2 separate regions of the Mus musculus genome follow, and region 2 is linked to region 1. The links are chromatin loops, found by intact Hi-C in ENCODE. Cell type or tissue: heart. All regions are shown on one strand. Links, peaks and the distances in the headings refer to the core of each region. The heading gives the core; the rest is flanking DNA.

Evidence for each region. Peaks named below come from ENCODE experiments on the same cell type or tissue, not always from the same donor. Only the 100,000 strongest peaks of a DNase experiment are listed, where the experiment ranks them.
Region 2: it touches region 1 in a loop (3-fold over the local background); 7 of 42 quality-filtered maps call a loop at or near these places.

What each region holds. Positions count from the first base shown.
Region 1 is chr19:30,293,586-30,296,500 of GRCm38, reverse strand. No RefSeq gene overlaps it. Among named protein-coding and RNA genes, the nearest start is that of Mbl2, 62 kb to the right of the region's middle. In heart, for the core only: a CTCF peak has its summit at 1,140 (motif pointing left); no DNase peak of the experiment used is centred there; H3K27me3 peaks cover 766 bases.
Region 2 is chr19:30,553,257-30,556,171 of GRCm38, reverse strand. No RefSeq gene overlaps it. Among named protein-coding and RNA genes, the nearest start is that of Dkk1, 5.2 kb to the right of the region's middle. In heart, for the core only: a CTCF peak has its summit at 1,349 (motif pointing right); no DNase peak of the experiment used is centred there; H3K4me3 peaks cover 573 bases; H3K27ac peaks cover 590 bases.

The DNA of each region.
Region 1 (2,915 bases), core at 152-2,651:
TGATAGATAGATAGATAGATAGATAGATAGATAGATAGATAGATGATAGATAGATAGATAGGTAGATAGATGGATGGATAGATAGATAGATAGATAATTATCTAGACTCTCCTTCAGTTCACACACACACAACTATTACCCTCATATTGCATACATGGCTGAAGAGACTAAGCCATCCCCACAAAATCATAAGAGTAGAGGCAGAGACAGCAGCAAACTGGCCTTCTTGAAGCTTTCTGTGGATAGCTTCCCCTTTCCACCCTGCTCAGTACATGGGCAGACCAAAACCTTGGCTTCCCCTTGCAATAGCTGTCTCCTGCAGAGTTGCTGCTTCTGTACTGAGGGCCACTTCTGCTGGGGGTTTGATTTCCTACAGCCTCATCAACAGTTCTTGTTGCTTGTGCTTCCGTCTCTGTTTTACGTGTGAGATTGTCTGGAGGATGCGATCATAGTCTCCTGATTGGAAAGCCCCTAAGGGACAGGTCATTCATTACACAGATCTCTTGTCAAGCCTGTCTATCACGATGTCTCCCATAGCATTGGATCAGGTCCATAGAGGTTTTCAATGAACATTTCCACTGACAGTGTGTGTGTGTGTGTGTGTGTGTGTGTGTGTGTGTGTGTGTGTGTGTATTCAGGGCAATGTAGAGAATATCATCCAAAGCTGAAATAGTGCATCAAAGACACAGCAAGGCATGCATACAGGGGCTAACCTCTTCTGTCCTTTCCAAGAGCAAAACTCCAAGAAACAAAGAGTCCAACTGTAGGAGAGCCTTATTTGCTGTTACAGTAAGTGGGTGCCTGTGGAAGCCTACGCATCCGGCACGCTGTTTTCTGGGAGCGCTAGCGTTCATCCTTCGCTGCCTGGAAAGCTTGTGCTGCTCTGTCAGTCTCATTTAAAAAACTGCTTCTGAAGAAGGCTCCAAGCTGTCTGCCCTGAAATGGAAGCTTACTGTTCTTATTTGTAAACTGTCAACATGAGGCAGGAACTAACCATCAGTAAAGATTTGCTCCTCCGAAGGATTGGAAGTGATTGGAAGCCTACAAACGTCTAACAAACGTCTAGCAGTCTAGCGTCTTTCATTCCTTCCAATGCTTTCAATTTTTTTTGTGCCTCGCATGCAGAGCATAGCGCCCTCTTGGGGCTGCTCTTCCTTTGTGTGATTGACGTTTTATTCTCAGATGACTGATTTAACTGCTGCGTTTGCAGAATCAGCTCATGAATGCAGGTTCGGAGAAAAAGAAAAAAAAGAAAAAAAAAAAAACCAAATACCATTTTTTTAAAAATTCGAAACTGACGTGGTGGTATTTAAAATGAATACCTTCTGGGGTTTCCTCGCGTCTCAGTACACGAACGCACCAGAGATGGACTCAATGTAATATTAAACAAGGATCAGATATAACGATTTGGTACCTCCGCTTCGTGTGTGGTCTCCTCTGTATTTACAAATGCGGGATGGCTTTCCTTGTCATTCGTGCTGCAGCCTCCCAGAAGCACTCATTTAAAGACACTGGACCCACAGAGGAGGGAGGAAACTCTAAGCAATGAAATTCAGAAGAGGGGGAGGGAAGCCTAGGACGCACAACCTTGGTAATTATAGGGCAGCGCTGAAGCTGGGGTCCACGATCACTTCAAATGTTTATTTGCCAAATGTGTGTGTCAGTGAGAGTCTACTGTTAGGAAGTAGGTCTTAGAGTTGGCTCAGACCTCACAGCTGCCTATTCCACAAGAGACTGCAGAGACCACACCATTAGAACTCTACACTGGGGTCAGCGCTGAGAAACTGGGCAGGCAGCGCAGGAAAACGGGCACTTAAAGGGTTCCTTTTGGCCGAGCGTGGTGGCACACGCCTTTAATCCCAGCACTCGGGAGGCAGAGGCAGGCGGATTTCTGAATTCAAGGCCAGCCTGGTCTACAAAATGAGTTCCAGGACAGCCAGGGCTAAACAGAGAAACCCTTAGCAACAGAACTCTGACCAAAGACAAGTATCAGTGTAATGCCAACTTGCTATGAGGATAAAAGACGCAGAATGGCAAGCATGGGCAGCTGCACCAGTCCCTAGGACTCCTATGTGGAAACAGAAAACTGACTCCTGCAAGTTGTCCTCTGGCTTCCCCGTGTACACTGCGGTGTATGAATGTGGTACGCACAGGCACACACATATACACAAAATAAATGCCATTTTTATCAATACATGAACAGGGATGGATTAATTTATATGTTTAATATATGTTAAATATATGTGTTACTTGGGTTATGGATCAAAGTCTTGACCCCCAACAGTCTGAACAAGCTAGATTTAATCCTCAGTATGCCAGTTACAAAGACAAGCAATTGTGGAAAGCAGAGAAAGAAAATGTATTCAGTACGGACACAGTTGAGAGAAGAACAAAGCGAGGTCCAGGGACTCTCCGAGCCTAGCTTTGGGATTTTGATATGAAACGGAAGCTTGAATAGAGAGCAAGAGATATGTAGAAGTAAGTAGCCCTGACCAAGAGACGCTCTCCCGTCTCATTTTCTTTTCCATTTTTTTTTTTTCTTTTTTTGGTCCCTTGCTCTTGTCTGCCCTGAGAGATGTCAGGACTATGTGAAATTGCTTCCAGAAAGATGGAAGCAACTTTCCTCTGACTGTCACCAGCATGTCCTTGCAGTATGAGCATCCTGGGAATTTTCCAATACCTTAGTGTCCATTGTCTCAATAGCCTGATCCCAAATGGAGCGACCCAAGTGTCTTTGTTACGATGGTCACAATTCCTCTGTTTTTAGACTTCAACCTCGAGGGATTTATCTGGAAGTTTGTCCATGTCTGAAGCAAGTATCATAACCAGAAGACATTAAGTTTGTGTGAGAAAGCTATATCTAAGAACAATTTCTCCATAATCTTTGACTTTTGCTATTTTTGGAAGGGATGGGA
Region 2 (2,915 bases), core at 135-2,634, 260 kb before region 1:
GGCTTACATATCTAGCCTCAGTCTTCCTCTCACATCGTTAGGAGGAAAGAAAGGAAGCCAGTTCTCACAGAAGGCTAGTCAGCTTTCCTTACCGCTCCTGTACCTTCTAAGGACATCTGCAGCTAAGCTGAACCCACCAAGCTCCTGAACCTTGCAAACTGCTTTTCACTCTTTTCTCCGGCTTGCAGCTTACGTGAAAGTGGCTTTTCTTATAACTAGAGCCATTTGATACAGCAGTCTGTGGAGGTACTGATGGAACACAGAGTTCAAGCCAAAAAGGTGGGCAGGGATTAATGAAATTATCAGTGAGAAGCCAGCTCAGGTGGCACGGGCTTGTCACCCCAGCATTTAGACCCTGAGGTAGGACGATTGCCATGTCAAGACAAGCCTGGGTTACATGGCAAAACCTTGTCCCAAGCAACAACAGGAAGAAAAAACAAAAACAAAAACAAAACCTCTCGAGTTCTTTTGTTGAAGGTCAATTTACTTCTTTAAAACCATTCTTAGAAAACATAATCTAAAGCCCAATATGAAAACAATGCTGTGTGATTTCTATAGTTGGCACTTGTTATATCTAAAATTTAGTAGATTATAAATATTGAGTTGCATGCTTAAAAGATTTATCACACAAGTTCCAACAGCTTTTATTTTTTTAAAAAAGGAAAACATGAGTGGGCACAAAATTATTACCTGCTTGTATTTTTCATAAGCTTCCTAGATAATATTCTTTTTTTAAAAAAAGTGGAAAATTTGAAATTAACATTTTCTCATTGAAACAAATGACATATTTTCATTTTCTAAAAAGTTTTATAAAAAATGGTTATAGATGAATGAACTTTCCTGAAATACATGCAGCATAGGATTCTCCTTAAGTGTGGTACTTATCATCTGAAGAGCCTAAGTTTTCATCCAGGAATGAGGAATGCTGGTGTGCAAATTAAACCTAACTGAATAAACATTTCACTGAGAGCCTCTGTGCCAGACCCCAACTCCTTAGTCTTTAGACAGCGGTTAGACGCTATCCTATCTTATTCTATTATGCGAAGATTTACTATATATTATATGGAATATTAAAAGTTGGAGACTATTTAGCTTTGAAACGTTTTCAGTGTGAGAGCTGGAGAAGTTATCCCGGGTGTGGTGGCATACCCTCTTAATCCCATCACTCTGGAGGCAGAAGCTGGTGGACCTCTGTGAGTTCGAGGCCAGCCTGGTCTAAACAGTGAGTTCCAGGAAAGCCAGGGCTGCTACACAGAGAAACCCTGTCTCTAAAAACAAAATGAAACAAATCTTCCAAAGAATTATTTTTTTAATTCACTTTAGGTCCAGATCACTTCCGATAGGATCCACCAGGGGGAAGCAGAGGAACGGGATTGCTCCTTCCCGAACTAGCAGTGGTGAGGACTTACCGTCTCTCAGAGCAGAAATCTTCCTGTGCCTCTCCTTTCCCCCTCTACCCTCCCCACTTCTAATTAACCCTGATTTATTTGCCCCGAGAACTGACACCGTGGACCCACAGCAGCAGTGTAGTGCGAAGAGATTTGCGCCCAGGCCAGGGCTTCAACGGGATTACGCTGATGAATTTGCTAAACACAAAGTCCACAGAAGCCCCAAATCCAGCTCTCTGCGAGGCCACCTGGCTCACGGTTGATTAAGACAGGGACCCTGAGCTGTTTGATCTTCTCTCATCAAAGAGTCTTTAAGCAAGTTTCATTTTACACTACTGTAAGGTGGCGATGGCTTGTGACTGCAGTGAGCCGCCTGAGCCAGCGCTCAGGCAATGGAGGTTCGCGGCTCACCCTGGCAGGAAGAGAGTGCAACAGCAGCTTGGAGCTCCAAGATCCTCTCAAGGGGGAAGAATCCTTGCTCCAACCCCTTAGCAGAAGTTAGTACTGTTTCTAGCCTACATCTTGTTTCCACCAAGGTTCTAATACAATGTTCTAGCTGGAAATTTGGGGATGAAGAAACAAAATCATTCATTCATCCATTCTCATTCATATTAATTTGTTCATTCGTTCTCTCACTCCCTTCTGCTCGGGCATCTTTTAGAAAATCAAGAGTCACGTAATTCACCATATTTCCAGAAACTTAGTTTACATTCTCCAAAATCAGCAAGTTCCCAGGGTCCACAATAGTGAGTATTGCTTAATAACGCTGTCTGAAAGACATTTAACCTGAAGACAAAAGGCCTTGCCCAGGACGGCTTAAAGACTACTTTTGTATCCAGAAGGGGGCTCCCTTGACTTCCCAGCATGACATTTACAAATGAAAAGAAAGCTAGTTCCACAATCACAAAGGGACAGTTGTCACCTTGCAGTCCATTGCTGAGCTCCAGCCCTTAGCTTCCAGGGCAGTGGCAAGGGGCCCTTTTGGTCACAGCCCTTGGAGAATGCCAGTATGATACAGGGAGTATGACAAGAACCCAGTGGCACAGAAGAAAATTCCATCTCCTATATATCTGCTGTCCGGGCCCCGCCTTATGCTGGCACCGCCCTATCTTTAGGATTGGAAATATTAAGTCCTACAGGGGATATTATGAGGCAGCTGGACTCCTAGACCCTACCTATCACAGGCCTTTCTGGGAGTCAGGACCTCCTGAAAGATGCTGCTGTCATCATTCTCACCAGACCTCCTTCACTTCTGAGCTCCAGGCTGTTTATGCTTCAAGGGCTCCAGGATCGTTTTCTGAGCTGAGTTAGATAGTCTTGTGACTGTGGCGCTGGGTTTATCTAGGCTAGCCATCTCCAGGGACAGAGCGAAGATAAGCATCCCAAACTCACTTGCTCCTCTTTGTAGGACAGAAAAGCCTACCCACTTCAAGGGACTCCAAACATGAGTCACGTCTGAAAGCTTGTCTATCACGATGAGCATAGAAACTAAAAATCTTTTAAAAGTCGAGGAGAAAGTCATATGCT